2 separate regions of the Homo sapiens genome follow, and region 1 is linked to region 2. A link is a loop called in an ENCODE intact Hi-C map of the cell type or tissue named here. Cell type or tissue: heart right ventricle. All regions are shown on one strand. Each heading gives the region's core, and the rest is flanking DNA. Links, peaks and the distances in the headings are about the cores only.

Region 1 (10,897 bases), core at 84-8,083, 280 kb after region 2:
CAGCCTCCCAAGTAGCTGGGATTACAAGCGCCTGCCAACACGCCCAGCTAATTTTTGTATTTTTAATAGAGATGGGGTTTCACCATTTTGGCCAGGCTGGTCCTGAACTCCTGACCTCCTGATCCACCTGCCTCGGCCTCCCAAAGTGCTGGGATTACAGGCGTGAGCCACTGCGTCCGGCCTTGCCTCACCGTTAAAAGACTACAATATGACGTGATACATCAGCTTTTTCGAAGTCCAGTGTACGTCAGACCCTGAGGCCTGCAGTATCTGGAATGGTGTTGCTGGATGTGCAAAACTGCCAGGCTCTGGCTTGTGGTGTTCTCATCTACCAGATCATTCCTGGGAGGCCCAATTTGGCCAGCTGGCTCACCTCTGCCGGTGGTATTGCTAGCATTGCACATTGGAACTGCAGCTTGGGAAAGTGATAGAAACCAAACACATGGTGGGTACAAAGCAAGTTTGTTGTATTTTATCCACATTAGTATTTTGGATGTTTCAATATTTAAACATTTCAAAAAGCAAAATCAATGATAATACTTCTTGAATGTGTTGTGAACAATGCAAGCCTTTTATTAAAAATTATGGAATATTCGAAAGAAATGTTTTTCTTACAAGAGAGCAGAGAATAATTACTCAGGGTTCCTGTGTCAAAGCCTCTAGGGCCCCTTTACTGTCCAGAATTCTTAGTAAGTGGAAAACCTTTCCCAAGCACAATGAAGTCTCAACCCTGATACGGGCAGGACAGCAAAAGACCTGTCTCCTCTTTCCAGAGCAAACCCCAGTGGTTGCACCTGTCCTCCCATTACACTTTGGGGATAAACCCTGGAGGCCATAGTGTAGGGGACCAGTTTCATGGGTCTTGTTGCCAAAGCTTACTTTTTTGATCCTACTGCTAAATTCTGACCCTTCCTCCAATTGATCTGCTTTCCAAAAAGAGCATACCAACACCTGCACAAACCATTTGATGTGGTGCAGTAAGCTGTTTCATCCAAGTGTTCCAAAGCCATAGGATGAGCAAGGGGGAAAAACTTAGACCTGTATAGGATCTTCCCCCAGGTAGTTACTCTTTCACAGGGGGTGCATGGGAGACAGGCTGCTGTTGTGCCATCCTTTCCATTACATAATGATAACAACTGTTACTTGGAATGCTTTAATGCTTGATGTTATTTATGTTTAAATATTTGCTGTATTCCTGGCTCTGTGCTAAATGCTATGCCTGCATCTTAAAAAATCCTTAAAATAACTCAAGGTAGGTACCATTGTTGCTTCCATTCTCCAGATGGGACACTAAGACTTTAAGAAGTTAAATAGCTCACCTGAAAACACACAGCTAGTAAGTAACACAATGGAGACTTGAACCCAAGTCTATTCTACTCTAGACCATGGACTCCAAGATTAATTAATTATGCAAATAAGGAATGTGGAGAGTTCAGCCTTGAGCAAAGGGAGATTAGCTTGTTTTGCACCAACTCTTCTGCTGAGGAAAGGACAAAAGCCAGAATATACATACCTATTCAGGGATCAGAGGGCTGTTGAGAAAGCAAGGGCTAATATTCGAGAGACCTACATTTGATACTGTTCGTTTCCCCCTCAAGGGACTTGCTAATTCAAGGGCAGGGGCTGAGAAACTGAACAGAATTTGTAGAAGACTAATGCAGACCAAAAATTAGAGTTGGGGTCCAAGTAGAAGCAGCCCTGGAAAACACCCCAGACTTTCTCGTGGGACCCCAAAGAGCTACTCTTTGATTAAAGGTGAATTGGTTATGGGCCTGTCCTCACAAGGACTGAAGCCCAGCCTCAGATCTAGTGGATAGCCAGAAGCAAAAACAAAGCCCCTCTGAAGGAGGACATGGTCTAATTTCTCAAATTTTCTCTATTAATTGTTTTCAAAGTCTGCTTAAGAAATAGGAATGCAAAAACACAAGATTCGACCAACAATGAGAAAGTGAACAATAGAAACAGACCTCCAGGAAATTCACGTAGTTAACATTATCTGACCGGTGTCTTACAATAACTATGATTAAAATGTTCATGAATTAAATGACCAAATGGAACAACTTCAGGAGAGAACTGGACACTATGTTTAAAATTCTAGAATTGAAAAATAATATAACAATTTAAGAAATCAGTAGATGGCTCTGATAGACACAACTTAAGAGATAGGTAATGAAATGAAAGATAAGAAAATATCCAGACTGGTGCTGGGGGTAAATAGGAAGACAACTATTCGAAGAGTTAATGGTTAAGGTTGTTCCCAAATTAATGAAAGACATTAAGCCACATAAATAAGAAATGCTGTTGACCTCTAAGCAGGATAAGTTACAATGAAAGTTATACTTAATTACTTCATAGTAAAACTACTGGAAAACAAAGACTAATTTTAAAAGTAGCCAGAGGAAAAATATATATTACTTTCAAAGGAGCAACAGCAAGCCTTGAGAGGGAATTTTCAGCAGAAGTAATGATAGTGGAAAATGGAATGGTGTTTTCAAAGAGCTTCAAGAAAATAATAGTCAACCTAGAAGACTATGAGGCAAAAATATCCTTCCAAAGACACGTCCAGACAAAGGAAAATAGAATTTGCCACCAATGAAAAGTACCAAAAGTATGAAAGGAAAGTACTAAAGGGTGTTGTTGGAGCAGAAGGAAAATGATCACTGACCACAGCTGGAGGTGCAGAAAGGCATTGAAAGGCAATGGAAAGGGTAAGTATGTGTATAAAACTAAATAAATATTGAATGTGTGAAACAACTTTTTACTTTCTGGGGTCTTAAATATATAAAGAACTAAAATACATCACCAAGAGAAGCACGTTAAGTGTGGAGGGAGGTAAATGTAGGGGTCCCCAACATTTCTGGCACCAGAGACCAGTTTTGTGGAAGATAATTTTTTCCCAGACAGTGGGTGGAGGGGTGGAGGGATTGGGAGCATGGTGTTGGGATGACACTGTCCCACCTTAAATCATCAGGCATTAGATTCTCATAAGGAGTGCACAACCTAGATCCCTCACATGCACAGTTCACAATAGGGTTAGCGCTCCTATGAGAATCTAATGCTGCTGTTGGTCTGACAGGAGGTGGAGCTCAGGCGGTAATGCTTGCTGGCTTGCCACCCATCTCTTGCTGTGCAGCCCAGTTCCTGACAGGCCACTGACCAGTACTGGTTCACAGCCTGGGGACTGTGGACCCCTGGGTAAATGGAATTAAAGTATTCTGAAGTCCTTGAATTGTCTTGAAAGTGAAAATGGTGGAGGCACTGATTTATATTAGAAATTAATAAATCAGGGGTACATGTTTCAGTTTCTACGGTATTTTGTAAAAGAATAAGAGTATGTAAAACTAACAAGATAACAGAAGGAGAATATGAAATAAAATAATCCAAAGGAAGGCAAAAAGAAAAAAAGGCGCATAGAACAGATGGGAACAAATAGAAAACAAACACCCACATGCATCAATCTCTACATCAAGCATATGTGGACTAAATATTCCAATTCAAAGGCAATATTATTATCACCCTGGATAAAGAACAAATATAATTCTCTGAGACTTAAAAACAACATACCTTAAACAAGGATACAGAAAGATGGAAAGTAAAAGGATGGAAAAAGGACTATCATGCAAGTATTAACCAAAAGGAAGCTGGTGTATTTAGTACACGAAGTGAACTTTCAGGTATTACCAGAGTATGAAGGATATTTCATAATGATAAAGGGCTTGCTTTACCAGTACTATACCGATGGCTGAGGTATTTGGGCTGTCTGTGAGGCTCAGATGGGCTGCCTGTGGCCCTGCCTCACCTTGGAGATGGCCCAGGAAGCTAACTGAGACTTGGAGTTGGTCGAAGAGGAGCCAGACTCTAAATATTTGAAGATTGTGTGCGTATGTGTGTGTGTGTTTAGGGGAAAACATGAGAGGTAGAGTACTATTCAAAAGGACAAGAAGTGGAACATTTTCTTTTATAAATCAAATAAATGGTGGCTCTGAGCCTTCCCCCACCTCCTGCCTTTTTTGGGTCCAGATTGCTAAGAAATGTTATTAATGATAGCTCACACTTACGACATTATTGCCTTCTAAGTGCTTTGTAGGTATTAATTTATTTAATCCTCACAACAGCCTTAGGAGACAGGCATCATCACTACCATCGCCATTTTACAGATGGAAAAACCAGCAACCATCAGAGCTGGTATTCAAAATAAGCCAATTCAGATTCCGAGTCCCGGCTCCTAACCATGGAGTGGCCTCAGGGTTTTATAGTTTGTCCGGCTCTTTGGATGAACATCACACCTCATGGAGGAGAGTCCCTTCCATTTTAACGGCTCCAGGTTGTCATGGAAATCCTCTGTATACAAGAGGGTAAGGAGGAGGATGAGAAGCAATACATGCTTATTGGGACTTTCTATCATCCCAGGACTTATCCAGGTACATTATAACAATGTTGAATACAGTATTAGTCCCATTTTAACTATGAGGAAAATAAGGTTTGGACTGTCAGAGACAGAGCAAGACACATTGGTAAGGGCAGACAAGGGATTCATCTGACTCCAATGCCTCTTCCTTGGTAAACCAGACTGGCTTGTCACACCGTGAAATTAGAGTCAACTTGTTAAATCTTGACAGGTTGCTAAATTATTAATTACACCCCCAGGAGCTGTGACTGGAGCAGCAGGGATGCTATGGCTGCACTGTACTATTTTTAGCACTAGATGGTGCTGTAACACTGCACATCTCTTCCGCGGTGGCCCTTGGAGGAAGGTTACTTCAGGGCTTGGAGACCCTGGAGGGAAGGATGCTACCTTACCAGAGCGTGAAAAAAACATGGAAGACAGGATACTCTCGGGCCCTGAGAAAGCTGGAGACTGTAGCCACCAGGTGGCTCCAGGATGTGCAGTACTGGCGTCTGGGTTTTGCTCACACAACCGTGAACTCCTGGTCCCACCGAGCCCTAGCGAGTGGATTGGAGCACACACCCACCCACCTCCTCAGAGCTCCTACGAGTAGAGGAGGTACCTAGGCACGTGGGAGCTTGGCGCCTTGTTAGGTGCTCAGGATACTGGTTGTCCGGAATCCCAGTGAGGTGCAGTCCCGCCCTTGTGCCACTTTCCCATGCGCTTCCTGCCCCTCTGGGGGCTGCAGAGGCTGCAGAGTTGTCCAGCTTGAGAAACTGTATCAAGGTTGCTCCCTGACGGCCTGGCAACTCGCTGAAGAGCTGCCTTCAGTTCAGAACAGTTTTAGGGAGATTGTCATAAACTCAATGAGTTTAAATGATTTTACACTGACTCTTCAAAAATGTCAAGGTCATGAAAGACAAAGGCCGAGGAACTGCCCCAGACTGGAGGAGGCGGGAGACATGGCAGCTGTGAATGCACCGTGGGTCCTGAACCAGAAAAAGGAGCTCAGTGGGACGATTGGTAACTTTTTGATGCAATCTGTCGGTGAGCTAATAGTATTGCTTCGATGTTAATTTCTTGGTTTTGATCACTGTACTATAACTATGCAGAGTGTTAACATTTGGGGAAGCTGGGTAAAGGGTATGTGGGAATTCTTTGTGCTATTTTTGCAACTTTTCTCATCAAGTTGGAAATTATTTCAAAATTGAAAGCTAATAAAAATTACAAAAATGTTCTTAACATTATTATGGAATATTTCAAACATATAGAAAAATATAGAGAATAAGCCTGGCCACTTTTACAGGTGGCTCAAAGGTACTGTTGGCACCAGACAGAGGAATGAAGTTCCTGTAGGAGTTAAGCATTGAGCTCTGCTGTCTCGCTTTCTGTGTCCAGAGGTGGCTCCTGGTAGTTGAATTAGACCATTACATTTTGGGCAAGAGCTATTTAAATTTTTGGCAGCCTCTACTTTAGAATAAATCAGCAGACAATCCACCTCTATGGCCATAGTATTTGCTTAGTAAGATAACACCTTATTCCAACGCCCTACTTAGCAATTCTCTTGGGAGACTTTTTTTTTTTCCAGACCTTGTCTTTTATTACAGGGATCTAATCATTACTGTCTAAAACAAAAACATATAGATAAAGATGGCCCCAATTGCTTAATGCTGCTTTTGATATTTTTCTTTAACTTCTTTAACTTTCAAAAATGAACTTTTAATTTTAGAACAGTTTTAGAGTTTCAGAAAAATTGCAAAGATGATACAGAGTTACCATATTCTCTGCAGCCAGTTCCCCCTATATTATCAGCTTACCTTAGTAGGGGATATTTGTTGCAATTAATGGACCATTATTGATACATCATGATTAACTGAAGTCCATACTTTATTTGGATTTCCTTAGTCTATCTAATGTCTCTTTTCTGTTCCAGAATCCCCTCCAGGATTCCAAGATATCACATTAAATTTAGATGTCATGTCTATTTATGCTACTCTAGGGTGTGACAATTTCTCAGATTTCTTTGTTTTTGATGTCCTTGATATTTTTGAGGAGTATGGGTGGAGTATTTTTATAGGATGTCTCTTGATTTGGGATTTGTCTGATATTTTTCTCATGATTAAACTGGGGCTATGTGTTTTTAGGAGGAAGACAACAGGGGTAATGTGCCATTTTCGTCATATCATATCAAGAATACATAGTATCTCTGGGCATGGTGGCAGTCCATAAAAATTAGCTGGGTGTGGTGGCAGGCTGCTCAGGAGGCTGAGGCAGGGGAATTGCTTGAACCCAGGAGGCAGAGGCTGCAGTAGGCCAAGACTGTGCCACTGCACTCCAGCCTGGGTGACACAGCGAGACTCCATCTCAAAAAAGAAACACATGATATTGACCTTCACCACCTGGCCACCTGGTAGTATTTGTCAGGTTTCCCCACTGTAAAGTAATTCCCACCTGCCTTCCACACTGAGCTCTTTGGAAGGAAGTCACTGTGTGCAGCCAAGAAGGAGCAGGGAGTTATGCCTCACTGCTTTGAGGATGGAGTATCTACGTAAATTATTTGGAATTCTTCTCTATGGAGGGATTTATCTCTTGCCTCCCAATTATTTATTTATTCAATCCATTTATTTGTGTTAGTATAGACTCATGGATATTTATTTTATACATTGGGTTTTAATCCAATATGACTTTATTTTATTGCTAAAATTGTTTCAGCTTTGGCCATTGGGAGCTCTTTCAGGTGGCTCCTATGTTCCTATTTAATTGCTGTATAATAATTGTACATATTAATGTGGTACATGTGTCATTTTGATCCGAGCATATAATGTGTACTCAAATCAGGGTAATTGGGATATCCATCACCTCAAATTTATCATTTCTGTGTGTTGGGAACATTCCAAATCTTCCTTTCTTGCTATTTTGAAATACACAGTAAGTTCTTGTTAACTATAGTCATTGTACTGTGCTATCAAACACGAGAACTTATTTCTTTTATCTAACTGTATTTTTGTACCCATTAACCAACTTCTCTTCCTGCCTCCCCCTCACCCTTTCCTGGCCTCTGGTAACCACCAATCTACTATCTTCTTGAGATCCACTTTTTAGCTCTCCCATGAGAGTGAGAACATGTGATATTTGTGTTTCTGTGCCTGATTTATTTCATTTAACATAATGTCTTCCTGTTTCATTCATGTTGCTGCAAGTGACAAGATTTCATTCCTTTTCATGGCTGAATAGTACTTTATTGTGTCTATATGCCACATTTTTTAATCCATTCATCTGTTGATGGATACTTAGGTTGATTCTACATTTTTGCTATTGTGAATAGTGCTGCAGTAAATATGGGAGTGCAGATATCTCTGGTATACTGGTTTCCTTTCTTTTGGATAGATACCCAGTAGCAGGATTCCTGGATCATATGGTGGCTCTATTTTTAGCTTTCTGAGGAACCTCCACACTGTTTTCCATAGTGGTTATACTAATTTATATTTTCACCTATGTGTACAAGCTTGCCCTTTCTTCATGGCCTCAAGCATGTTATTTTCTGTCTTTTTGATCATAGCCATTTTAACTGGAGTGAGATGATATCTCATTGTGGTTTTGATCTGCATTTCCATGCTAATTAGTGATGTTGTGTTCCTTTGATATATCCCCATCATTGAGACTTTTCTTTTGAGCACTTGCTTATTTCCTGGCATAATAAGATGTTCCAGGCTCATCTTGTATATTTTCTGCTCCAGTGCTAGAATCAGCCATTTCTCCAATGAGCTTTTGGGAGATATTTGCTTTCTTGATTACAGTTAGGATTTTCTCATAAGGGAAGTTTGTTGATGGCCTGCAAACAAATAGTAAAATAGTATGTGATGTCATGAAAATTAATTGTATTTTTCCTTCTAGATTTTGCATATAGAAGACGGTAATTTTAAAAACAGTGAAAGAAGAAATGTATCTGAGAATTCAATCAGTCAATAGACTTTAGAGTGAGTATGATTTTTGTGTGCTCAAAGGCATCTTTTCAGTTTGGCTTTGTAAGGTTTCATTTTTTTTTTGGTAGGAAAATATAAATAAAAGAGGAAGGAGCAGGGGAAGTGGAAAGTCACCTGCAGGACCAGCCATACCCGCTGTCGCTGCCCTCATGGCCTAAGGTGTCTATAATAGCGTCAGTTTTCTTTTTTTTTCCTTTTTTTTTTTTTTTTTTTTGGTTTTTTTTTGAGATGGTGTCTTTCTCTGTTGCCCAGGCTGGAGTGCAGTGGCATAATCCCAGCTCACTGCAACCTCCGCCTCCTGGGTTGAAGTGAGTCTCCTGCCATGGGCTCCTGAGTAGCTGGGATTACAGGTGTACACCACGATGCCCAGGGAATTTTTGTATTTATAATAGAGACGGGGTTTCACCATGTTGGCCAGGCTGGTCTCGAACTCCTGATCTCAGGTAATCCACCTGCCTCAGCCTCCCAAAGTGCTGGGATTACAGGCGTGAGCCACCGCGCCCGGCCAGCATCAGTTTTCTTTGTGCATCTTTTCCACAATCCTCTCACTGCAGATGTTTTCAGTCTTTCCCTCTGCTTGGTATACTTTTCTCTACTTATAGCTTCTTAGTAACCGCTGCCTGTTATGATCCTTCATCCTCCCATTTCTGCCTCATGTCTTGGTTCTATGCATTTTTCCAGTTTCAGCCCTGTTGTTGACTGCTGGATTCCTATCTGTGTTTCCAAGTTAAAATTCTCAAAAGAAGGAACCTGACTGTCTCAACACAAAGTTTCTTGCTAGACAATATCATGTGTCAAAAGTCAGCATATTGACGGGTTGCCTGGGCTTAGTGTCAACGCAGTTCCATCACCTGCTGCCTGAGAGTGAGGTGGGATCAGTTGCCAGGCTCATTTGGTCCTGCCCCTTCAGCAGAGGCTTTAGCATCAGTTGTCTTTAGAAGAGGCTGTGGGTACCAAGGCTGGCCTTCTGCTTCGTGGCTTGGTGGGGAGGAACAGAGCAAGAGTAGTTAGAGATCCCTGAATAGGATCAGGAGTGCCCAGTACTAATAAAGCCAATATTTGTACAACACTCTAACATTTGCTAAGCACTATAAAGTCATGATCTCATTTTGTGCATACCTGGGAAACACTTATTCTACTATAGTGTGATTGCCTCTTTCCTTGGGTCTCTCTTACAAGCAGACCACAGGGACCCTGAAGGCAGGAACTATGTCCTGTTATTGTGATATCCTTAGCACCAACTCTACAGATAATATTCTAGAAATATTTATTAAATGTAAGAATTAAACAATAACATGTCTTCAAGGTGGACAGCTGTTATTACTGTTTTACAACTGAGGAAACTGAGTTTCAGTTAAGTAATGAGAAGTAATTTGAATAAAAGACTGGGTTCCTTGTAGCCCAGTCCTTTTACAAAGTTGTGTTCAGAGAGAAGTGTTTGACTCTCTCTTTTTTCCTGTCATCCTGTACTTCCCGCCATTTTTCTTTCCCATGCCAGTCACTGCTGGGGCTTCTGGGCCCTCTGGGTACTCTGAACCCCTCTAGAATGACGAAGAGTCCTCGCTTACTCCTGTCAAAGGGCAGAGGGCAACAGTCCCTTGGTAATACTTTAGCCACCTTCGCTTGTTTTTTTGTGAGAAACCTCCACAGAATAAAAGTCTTCCACCTAATTAAATTGGCTGATATCTGGTAGATTTATAATGGAAATAGAATCTTCATATCCTAGGCTGGAATAAGGGTTAGAGGCAGATCTGAGGTGGATCGGGGATGCTGTTTCAGTTCTAAATACGATGAGTTGGAGGCAAAAGGGAGGAACAGCGGAAGACAGACTTCCAGGAGGAGGGGTCCAGGTTTGGATGCTGGACTGGAACCTGAGAGATGGATTGTATAGGGCACGGATGTGGAGGTTTCAGAGAAGTAGCAACTAAAATTGGTGCCACAGATGAGGTAACTGGTAAGTAATTTAAAAGATTATTATTCAATGTCAAAACCATCATGATAATTATGGATTAAAACGGAAAATTAGCATGTGTAATTAAGTCACACACAAAGACCTCAGAGAACTTTAGTTTTTGCCGGAGGGCATTTTGTACCCCAGACTCTTAGGAAAACATAATCACATGCTTCTCTGTTAGGCATGCGTGTGTGTGTGTGTGTGTGTGTGCGTGTGTGTGTGTGTGTAGATATATACTTGCTTCCCTTTGCTGTCATTTTCTTGTTTTGTGCCCACTAAACTGTGTCCTTACTTTTTCTCCATAGTGCCCACCAGGTTACCTTGTTCATGGAGGGCATCCATATGTGGAAAGATGCTCATTGCAGCTTTACTAATAGTAGTGAAAAATGAAAAACAATATAAAGTATCTTTAAAAAGGGCATGGTATGGTAAAATAGGATGTATCCACTCTGTATTAGTCCATTTTCAGATTGCTACAAGGAAATACCCGAGACTGGGTAATTTATAAAGAAAAGAGATTTAATTGACTCACAGTTCTGCATGCCTGGGGAGGCCTCAGGAAACTTACAATCA
Region 2 (10,897 bases), core at 1,090-9,089:
CAGGGGGGTCCTCAGGATCCTTCCAGAATCTCTTCCTTGGCATCTGGTTCATGATAAGGTTTCAGGTGTCTTGATGGTATCCAAATCGACTGCTGGTTCTGGCCTGGAGAAACACAAGCATAGCCTGTACCCCAAGTTATTATTTTACCTATTTCTCAACTTTTTGTTATCGGGTCTCTCCACCAAACCAGTTGTTCTGCTTCTGTCTTTGCAGCTGGTTTCTGTAGATGCTGTTCAGCTACTGATAACATCTGGCCTTTCAGCAGGCTCAAAAAATTTGAAGTTAATAATGCTAGATTCAGTTGTATATGGGCTGTCCCGTAATCCCTGTTTCTCCCCCTTTTTTGTTTTTGTCATCAGTTATTCATCTGTTTGACATTGTAACTGAGCATTTTTAATTAACTGTGTGGAATGAACCACATATGAAGAATCAGAAATCACATTAATAGGCATATTAAAAGCAGTCAATACCTCAATTACAGCTACCAGCTCTGTTTTTTGAGCTGAAGTATAGGGCATCTGGAAAACTTTAGTTTTTGAACCAGAATAAGAAGCTTTACCATTACTAGACCCATCTGTAAAAACATTATCAGCACCTTCAATTGGTTTAAATTTAGTTATTTTAGGGAGAATCCAATTAGCTAATTTCAAAAACTGAAATAGTTTCATTTTAGGAAAATGATTATCAAGAATACCCAGAAAGTCAGCTAAATGGGTTTGCCAAATAAGACTATTTATAAAAGCTTGCTGTATTTGTGCCACCTTTATTTAGTACGCCCGCTCTTGTACAGCTCCTTCATGCATTGAACAGGACTAAGCTGCATTAGCAATAGCATATTGGGAAATCATGTGTGTGACTCTCAGAGCTGGGTCATAAAAGCCATGTGGCTTATGCCTTGCTCTCTCTTGGATTACTTGCTCTAGGAGAAAGCCAGCCACCATGTCACAAGGCCACTCAAGCAGCCCTGTGGAGAGGTCCATGTGGCAAGGGGCTGAGGCCTCTTAACGTCAACTTGCCAGTGATGTCAGTGAGCCATCATGGAAGCAGATCCCCCAGCCCCATTGAAGCCCACAGTTGACTGTAGCCTCAGCCAACATCTTTACTGCAAGGCACCCTGCCAGACCACCCAGCTAAACCGCTTAATTCCTAACCTGCAGAAACTAAGATAATGAATGTTACTATTACAGATTGTTGTGGTTTAAATTTTGTTGCCAGGATTGAGGGGCATTTATTGTGGAACAATGGATAACAAATACAAATGTTATGGAATCACACCGTGATATTTTAGCTTGCTTGTTTTTATAAAGAGGTGGAAATGCCCATGTCATAACCTTCTCAGGAGCTCTAGTTCACAATCTATGTGAATGCTCTGTATTTGGCACACAGCAAGTACTCCACAAACACTTGTTGCAGCACTTTTCAATTTTGTTTCCTTCCCTTAGACTTCAAAGTGAGTTCTCTCTCCCTTGATAGGCAGGTATTTTTCCCAGTTTGAATACTGTCTAAAACATTCGCATTTGGTGGGATGAGTTCATCAGTTCTTACAAGTTGGAGAAAAAAACCTATCTCCTTTTCAGGACATGAGCTATAATCAGGCCAATCATACCTGAATGGAGACTACAGAAAGTGGATTTTTATCAGCGGCCTCCATTCCATCTTCCAAAGCACCTGACTCTTAGGGATGGGGTCTAAATAGGCACTAATGAGGTGGAGATTTGAGAAAATGCCAATTTGAGTTCCTGGCACCTCTGCCCAGCAATAAAAAGGTCTAAGGAAGATTTCATTTGTGTCTGGGTGAGAGAACTGTGTTCCCAAAATATTGAATACAACATTTAGTTTTGTTTTTTAACTTTATCAGGGTAAGCCAGAGATTTGTATAATCACATTGAGAGTTATCCCTAAGGAAAAAAAAATTGGACAGCTCCTATTATGTCCCACCGATATATTCCGACTTCTGAAATGCAGGGAAAACAGCTCACATTAACACCAGGGGCCATGCCAGAGTGCTCATTACTTCACTCACCATTTGCCAAGTTGCTTAAAACTACTGGCTTATCCAAGACACAGGGAACTTTTCTGTGCTACGCTAGAGTACAGCATATATTTAAATATGAAAGAGATCATTAAAAATTCAAAGACAACAGAATTAAATGAGGGGTAAAAAAGTTGTATGCCTTTGCCAGAACAAGTTAGTTTGGTATCCCCACACTTGGGTGAGAGCCAGCCCCTCACCCAGGGGAATCTGTGCTCTACTTACGTGCAAATCTCCCGGTGAAATGCTGCTCCCTTGCAACACACTTGGACAAAAGGGAGCTAAGCGGGGTGGCCCACCTCGAAGAGAGAACAAAGAGAACAAAAAGGAAGTTTGTTGGTAGTGTCTGACTACCCCCCCTCTGCTAGCCTCCTCATCTATGCCACATCTTCACAAACCTCTGCTCTCAGAGGTGTCAGCTACTGCCTCTTCCCACCCCCATAGGGTTTCAGAAAGCCTGAGTGGCATTCGATTTCGGCAGGTCCACAAACAGCATCTAAAAGAGGTTCCGTGTGGCCAATAGGGTTTCAGGCTACCCTTTTTGAGAGCCTGGCGCAGAACAAGGTCTCCTTTCACTTGACCCTCCTTTGCCAATACAAGGCTGTTTGGCTGGGTCCAGCACCCCATGGGGCAAATGTTCAGGCCAAGAATAGTCTTCATTCTTCCCATGAAGCTTTCAAAGTCTTCTAAAGAACACAGGAAATTGTCAGCCTCTATTTTCTGCTGAAAATGGCTGACACTAAACTTTGAACATTCTGTGGATGAATCCCAAATTATGGGAACCAAGTTTGCTTGAAAAGCAGCAAAAGTTTTCATTAAAGATGAGAGACTCTGATAAACCATCTCGGCATTACTTACAAAGAATGGTGTATTTTATAACTCCAATTACTAACACCTTTCCTCTTTTGACCAAAATTACCTTATTTCCATGGAAGTAACTCCAAAAGACTATCTCTGTGCACAAAGAAGCAGATCCAGAGACTTACCATGGCACCATGCACATTTCCTAAAAATAAACCGTCACTAAAACTGAGAAGAAATACTTTTTGGTCTGTCATGACCCCAGCAGATTGTCACATTCTCGAGGTCTGGACACCTTAACGTGTGCAGTCACAATGTAATCCTCACTCCAAACCAGCAAGGAAGGCATGGGGTCTGTTTTATAGCTGAGAAAACATTCATAGAAGTTACATGCCCAATTCACAGAGTTGGGGTCTAAACTGAGACAATTAGCATGTCTGGTGCTTTCTGCTTCTCCAGGCTGCCTGGTGGCCAGCTGCCCCTCTTAATCAGGGAGCATCTGCTCTGTGCTAACAACTCTGTAGAAGATCATGCTTCAGAAATGTGGCAGTGTAGCAGACCAGGTACTTGCAAGGCGTAATATTTAAGCACAGGCCCTGGTGTAACTAAGACCAGTTCAAACTCTTGTTCTGCCAGTTACCACCTATTGAATAAGCTACTAAACATCTTAAACCCTCAGTTTCCTCATCCTTTTGCAGATGAGGAAACAGGGTTTAAGATGTTTAACTTATTCATTTATTAGATAATGTATTAATAAGTTACCTTAAGAGATAACTTACCCAATTGTTATCATTAAGGATTAAATAACACATGTAACTACTTAGGTTACCATCTGGAACAGGACAGTTATGGGAAGTTTTTATTACAAAAGGGGCAGGTAAAATTCTGGATGAAGTACAAGGGCTTACATTTGCAAGCTTATTATTAGAAAGGACTTCGATTTACTGGTGTGGCAAATTTTCCTTTCAGATCAAGTAGGACACCACAGCAGTCTTCACTAGGACCTTCCTTGGTGATTCAACAATAACTATTAACTATCCACATACTGCCTAGATCGATGGCCTCCAACGTGCAAAGTAATAATTCATTGGAGCTTGGGGAAAGTGTAAACCTTTTATTTCACTCTTTCAAATTTTGTTCCATAATGTTCACATTAGTGTAGCAGTACATTTGTTGACACATATTTTCATTGTTCAATACATATAATTATGGACACATGCTCAACAAATATTTTTGTAAGGAAATAGCATCAGGTTTGGAGACCATGATCTAGATAACTGAGTCAACATTTCGCTCCTCATGCATTCATAGCTATCAAGCCGTCTTTCCTTTTTCCCCCTTACCTACCATATCCTGACTTCTACTCCTAGTTTCTCCAAGAGGACAAAACATATTAAGATGCGGTGGGTCAGAATGTGCAGGTGGTAATGTGACACCCAGCTAATGAGTCTGAGAGGCATGGGTATCTCCTCAGCTTTCAAGATTACAGCCTGAGCTACACAGAAATAAACTGTGCCCACTTAACTTGCTTGTGAACCTGATATGGAAGCAATGATATCCCATTCCACTAGGTGGCAGCAAAACTCTACCCACAAGGTGCCCAAGTGGTTCACTGGTATTATTAGTGCTTACTTGTTCAGCCCCACTTAATTAGCAGAAAGACAGTGGCTAACAGGATACTTAAATTACATAATGCCTCCAACAGTGGAGAACAGACACTGCCATTTTGCTTTCTACAGGCTGGCCTTTCCTTAGGCCTACCTGAATTTTACATGTATTGTGAATGATCTTCTCAGACATCCACAGGCCAAATGGCAAAAAGAACCTTCTGATATACCTAAGCCTGGAGTCAACAATCAAAAGTCCTAGTAAAGTTATATAGATCCTGTATCAGATTCAGGTAAAACCCTGGGCATGCCATGGATAAAGAAAGACTTCTGAAAGTTTTCATTAGGATGGTAGAATAATGAATGTCTTACAAATTTATTATTATAATACATAGAATTTTGAAATAGTATTTCCCAGAAGCAGTAGTACTTAACCAGTTCAGCAGGCAGTCTATATACATTTTTTACCTTTGCATTTTCCAAATTCAGTAGGTTATTGTTAGCCTCCCTAAAACCAAACAATTTTGGCTAGAGGTGTTAACCCAATCTCTCAAAACAAAAACTGAAAAAAATAAACACCCAAACAACAATCTCTCTGCTATTGACTTATAATTATTCCCTCCGCTTAGGTCATTAATTTTAAAAAGTAAATAGGGTAAAACATTTCAAGATAATAAACTAGGCTACATTAATTAATTTCTTACCTAAATTATGCATTACATTAAAATCTATGTCACTTGACCTTAAGAAAAGAAATGACACTACCCTCTTTACAGTTAAAAAAAATTTCAGTTTCCAGGGACTTGAGAGTATACCTAATCTGAATGAGTCAGAAACTGTTCTCAGAGGCCAGGCATGACGGCTCATGCCTGTAATCCCAGAACTTTGGGAGGCTGCAAAAAATACAAAAATTAGCCAGGCGTGGTGGTGCACGCCTGCAATCCCAGATACTCAGGGGGCTGAGGCAGGAGGACTGCTTGAGCCCAGAGGGTTGAGGCTGCAGTCAAGTCGTGTTTGTGCCACCGCACTCCAGCCTGGGCAATGAAGCAAGACCCTGTCTGGGGGAAAAAAAAAATGTTCTCAGAAAAATAAGCATACAAATGAGAGATAGAAATGAATAGAGAGATATGGTATCTCTTAAATTAGAAAATCAGCACATATGCATTCTAAATGAGACAAGCATATAAAAGATGTCATTGTAGAGGAGGCAAACTTAAGCTGAAAAGTTTCTTCCCAAACATACTCTACTCTTGTACATCGACTGTAGGATATTTAAGACCTCACACAATATTACATCACAACATCGTTTATTATGTGAATTTTTTACAATACAAACAAAAAATACAGAAATGCAATATATGAATACAGCTAAATGCAGAATGGTGACTTTTTTCTCTTCAAGAGGCCATGATTCCCATTTCTAGTAAAATAAAGAGACTGCATATAGGTAGAAACAGGTTGGTCATTAGCTTCACAATTTTGCCTAGAAATGATCTATAAATGCATTTCCCCCCCTGCTACTTACCATAAAGTGTAAAAAGGGAGTTAAAGGAAAGTTTCCTTGTTGGTTCCTACCATATGAAAGATGCTATATTCTATTTTAGCAGTGCCAATATATGGAAAATATCTAAATTAAATGTTATTACAAAAATGAAGCAGTAATGAGATTCTGGCTAAAGAGGGCACTAAATGAGAATAATATATATTTAAAGAATCCAAAACAAACAAACAAAAAGACGTTGTTATAAAAAAGCTCTAGGTGCACAGTAAGCATATAGGGTTTTTTTTTTTTCCATGTGTATTTTTAAACAATGGAAGTGTCAAAAAATAGGGTCAACTGTGTTAGACTAAATTACATTATTGTATATGCTGCACTGAATGGAACCTTTGTATTGTAATTATCATAGAGAAGCACAGTTTGCATCATATTATGGCAATTTATCCTCAATGAAAATCTTCCAGAGTCCTTTTATTTTGGAATATCCTGTAAACAATCAAACCACCAGAACATGATTGTACAACAGTAAAATGTTCTCTTGCATTAAACTGAAGATATCTGTTTAATAAAAAAAGAAAATGTAGGAAAGGTACTTAGAGCTCTTACTTTCTAAGTACAGAACACCCTAGACAATTCAAGGCATCTTAATCTCCATCAAGAACAAAAAAAAAAATAATTTTTGTCATGCTGTTAAATCCATCATTATGGATAAAACTGGTGCAAATTGGTCAAACGGATCCAACAAACACTGATGTCCAAGCTGGCATATTGGCAACTAATACGTTAACTGGTGGTCAATAGAGAGTTTAAAAGATCTTCCCTTTCTTCTTGTTCTTTTCCAAGGTTCTAAAGGATAAAAGGAAAATAAGCAAGATGAGTAACCATTTTATAAACATGATAGACAACATGATAACAACAGCTAACCCAATTACAACAATGTTGGGATTTTCAGATACTACTTTTTCACTGAAAAAAATTAAAAGATTTAGAAGTAAACAGCTAAGACAATGTTAATCTATAATAGCATTTTCTTAGACAATCAAATATTTGACAAAACTCCAGGATAAGCAGTAAAAAAATAAGGCAAAACTCCATTTTAATATACAAGAACAATTCTTCCCAAATGAAACAGCACAAACTAAAAAGTATCAACTGGCAGCAAACAGGGTATTCTTTTTCCCCCACTGTCATTTGCATTTTGAAGTGCAATTGCTTTCACAAATCTATTTTCCTCTTCTTTGGGGAAAATGTTAACAGTAGGGTAGTGTAGTAGAACAAATGTCAAATCTGAAAATGTTTAGTAATGAGGATAAACTATATAATCCTTATAGGAATGCCACTTTTCAGTTTTAAGTGAAACTATTAAGGAAAAGAAAACCAAGGTACAAATATTATTGAATTTTGTATAAATTAAGAGAAAGTAATTGATTAGTTGTATTGGAAATCAAATATCTAACATTTTGTCTTAAGAATTTTATCGTAAAAACATAATTCAACAGTTAAAACATACCCCTAAATATGTAATAGATTTTGAAGAATGTTCCCTTTGTGTGCCAAAAATTGAAAACAACCCTTATGTCCAACAACTGGGGGGAGGAGGTAAGAAATCCAATGAAGGTAAGTTAACTGGGGAGAATGTTATGAAGTTGCTAAATCATAATTATGAATATTAAGTCATGAAAGATGTACTGAAAAAATACTGCTAATGGACACAGACTGTATCCATCCATATAAAAATATTTATCTATGAAAACCATTGTGTTTGGAATGCATGATAATGGGTGATGACTTTTTAAGTGTTATTCTAATGTTTTTTAAATAAGTAGGAAAACAATTCTTTAAAACATTAATACACACATTTCTTAGTAATCTGCTATTAGTTACCTTGAAGAGTTCTGTTGTTCTAAAATACGTTGTTGAGCTTCCCAGTTTGCTTTCTCATCCTCGAACTGACGACGTTTTTCCTCCAATTCTTTGTGCTGTGCTTCCAAATTCTTTTTCATTTGCTCATGGCGCCGCTGGAGCTAAATCATAGCACAATATATAAAACAAAACTATTTAAGAAATCAGAAGCAGAGGTATGTTTCATCCAGACACCCTAATGATAAGGAGTATGAGCACTATTTGAATAGCCCTGTTGTAAATTCAGAGTACTACCTGGAAGTACTCTGGTCAAGGACTCCTCCTCCTTTAGGACCTGCCACCCAAAAGGCCAGTGACCCAAGACAATAATCTTGGGAAACAGGAAAAAAAAAAAAAGCAACAAACTTAACAGTGTGGAGTACTTTATAATGGAAAATTACTATCTTATCTCGTTTTTCTTTAATCACAAATATGTTGGAGGCTGGGCAGTGAACACATCACTGTTCTCATTGTACAGATGAGGAAACAGTTGCAGAATTTAAGTGACTTGCCCAAGATTGCTAGCCAGAAAGTGGAAGAACCAGGACTTGAATAAGCCTCCTAATTCCAAGTTTAGAAAGCTAAGACAAGTGAAAAGAAAGCAGGTAGTTTAGGACCCTAAGAGCTCAAAGATGCCAGCAAAGTACTCTGATTCCTGTAAGCAGTGGTTCTCAGACATTGGTCTTCATGCAAATCACCTGGGATGTTTGTTAAAAATATAGAATCCTGGACCTCACTCAGACGTACTGAATTAGAATATCTGGGTGTTAAGTCTGGAAATGTGGATTTTCAACAAGTTACAGTGATTCTAATGCAGCTGGTCCTTCCTTCTCTGTGTATTAATACTGTAAAGAATGCTGACTGAGAGGCAGTAAACACTCATGCGAAGTAACTGCAGAAACAAAGTGCTTTAAGTCCAAGAGATCATTAGATAAGTAATTTCATTTAGGTGCAAGTCAATCCATTTCTGAAAAAAAAAAAAGTCAACAAATTTTAAAAATCAGATTAAATCCTTCTATGCCAAATACCCAAGGACTATTCAAAACCTTCAGTTATCCAGGAATTATGTTCTGTTACAGATTTTACTACACTGGTGAGTTAACATTAACATAATGTTAATATATAACTATTATATGTATTATATATTATATACATATTATATATGTTACTATAATTTTGCATACAATTTTTTTTTGCAAGCCCGAAGTGACTTCAGATTTATTCCTATTTCAATTATTTCATGCAATTCCTACAAAACAAAATCACCTAAGACACACTTAAGCAAACATGAATCAAATCTGAGGTGATATCTTCCTGATGACAGCAAACAAGTTACTAAGAAATGTCAGAAAGTAGGAACATAAGAAAATGTCTCTAGTTATTTTTTTTAAATGAAAAGAGTCACATATACACAATTCGGAATAGTAGTTACCTCTGGGAATGAGAGAGAGGGATACAATAGGGGACAGGCACACAGCATCTTCAAATGAGTTGATAACATTCTATTTTTTTAAGCCAGGTAGTAGGCTTACAGTGTTCATCATTCTTTAACTTGTTACATATAAGTAATTATCTTTTGTGTTAACTGCATGTAGATAAAGGTACAGGTCACAATCTCACTCTTAAGAAACCCATGGGGTCAGATGCCTTTTGAAGTTCAACATTTTTCAGTTATTAAAACGACAACACCGCTTAGAAAGGAGTATACACTATATTTATAAAATACCTCCTGGGCTATCTGGGGCAACAAGTATAATCAAACACATTACTTTTTATTTGTTTCAGTAAAATATATAAATATTCACAATATGTAGGATTAAAACTTAGTTCATGTTAGGTTTTGCAGTTTTCAGAGTTTTTTCCATTCTGAAATTGTGAAAAACAGGACTGTGGACCTATCTAGCTTAACTTAAAAATTAACTGGGTTCAAATGCTGGCATACTAAGTTAATTTATCCTTCTTATCTATAAAGGAGAGATGGGCAATAATATCTACCTTGTAGGGCTGTGGTGTGCACTAGACAACACAATAAATGAAAGTTGCTTGGTGCTGTGGCTGATGTACTGTGCTGCTAGCTGTGCCCCAAACAAGTATTTCCAGCATAATGGATTTAAGGAGAGACTGTATTAAACAAGGCTAAAAGGGTTTCTTTACCTATTTATGTATTCACACGTATATTTACACAATATATATCATGTATCATATACATGATGATTTGCAAACTCATTATCACAGGGATGTTGGTAAATACACTCTAGATGTGGTTTCATAAAAGACAAAGAATCTAGAATGAGCATGCCTAATTCTCTAATGGCTTAGAGTATCTGGTGGGAACCTTGGCCCAGAGCTCTTCACAGGTCCTTGAAATGTTAACATTCCATCCTTCAAAGAATAGTTCTTCAAAACTGTCTTCACCATTCACAGTAATCATTAAAATTCCCAAAGGGTTCCTTGGCTACAGGTTCACAATTACTTGTTCGTAATATTTACTTTTAGCAACATGTCCTAAAATACATCTGCCTCAAATATAAGTTAAACTACTTTTAGATTCTCAATGGAATCTAAGTGTGGAGATAATGTAGTAGACTCTTGATTATTCCTGTTTTTTTCCCCCTTTTGGATATAGATTTTCCAGATTATATGTGAATTACTGAAGAGGTAGAGACTCAATGCATATATTTACAACATGCTGATAAATTAATCTCCAAAATGTCATGTTAAGAACTTTAATTATTCATTTATAATACAACAGCAATAGCTAAGACAGTGACTTTTGATTAGGGGTGTGTGTGTATGCACATTTTGGTTTGCCCTATGATAGGAGGGCACTGCTATTAGCATTTAGTGGCAGTGCCAGGGATGCTAATCCTGTAGTGCTCAGCGTCTGAAACCAGGAGGAATTATTCCATACCCCTGCTAAATTAAACTCACAACAAATATAACAACAGTGAAAGATTTTAATAAGAAATTACAAGAAAAGCCCAATAATGTAAGAGAAATGATGTGGAATAAAAACATTTCCTCGAAATTATTTAATACTTTCTCATTCCGTGCAT

The links. A loop is a pair of places that touch in the nucleus more often than their neighbours do. Peaks named below come from ENCODE experiments on the same cell type or tissue, not always from the same donor. Only the 100,000 strongest peaks of a DNase experiment are listed, where the experiment ranks them.
Region 1: it touches region 2 in a loop (2.7-fold over the local background); 25 of 110 quality-filtered maps call a loop at or near these places.

What each region holds. Positions count from the first base shown.
Region 1 is chr7:35,618,576-35,629,472 of GRCh38, reverse strand. LOC101928421 (a long non-coding RNA gene) reads left to right here. Exons shown (of 5, transcript XR_007060285.1): 1 at 1-8,364. Among named protein-coding and RNA genes, the nearest start is that of HERPUD2, 71 kb to the left of the region's middle. In heart right ventricle, for the core only: CTCF peaks have their summits at 4,508 and 4,708 (motif pointing right); DNase peaks (open chromatin) are centred at 4,754 and 4,979.
Region 2 is chr7:35,900,142-35,911,038 of GRCh38, reverse strand. It overlaps SEPTIN7 (septin 7), which reads right to left. Exons shown (of 14, transcript NM_001788.6): 13 at 7,824-7,963; 14 at 3,929-6,785. The coding sequence ends at 6,746. Among named protein-coding and RNA genes, the nearest start is that of SEPTIN7, 100 kb to the right of the region's middle. In heart right ventricle, for the core only: CTCF peaks have their summits at 4,198 and 4,400 (motif pointing right); DNase peaks (open chromatin) are centred at 2,248 and 4,418; H3K27ac peaks cover 785 bases.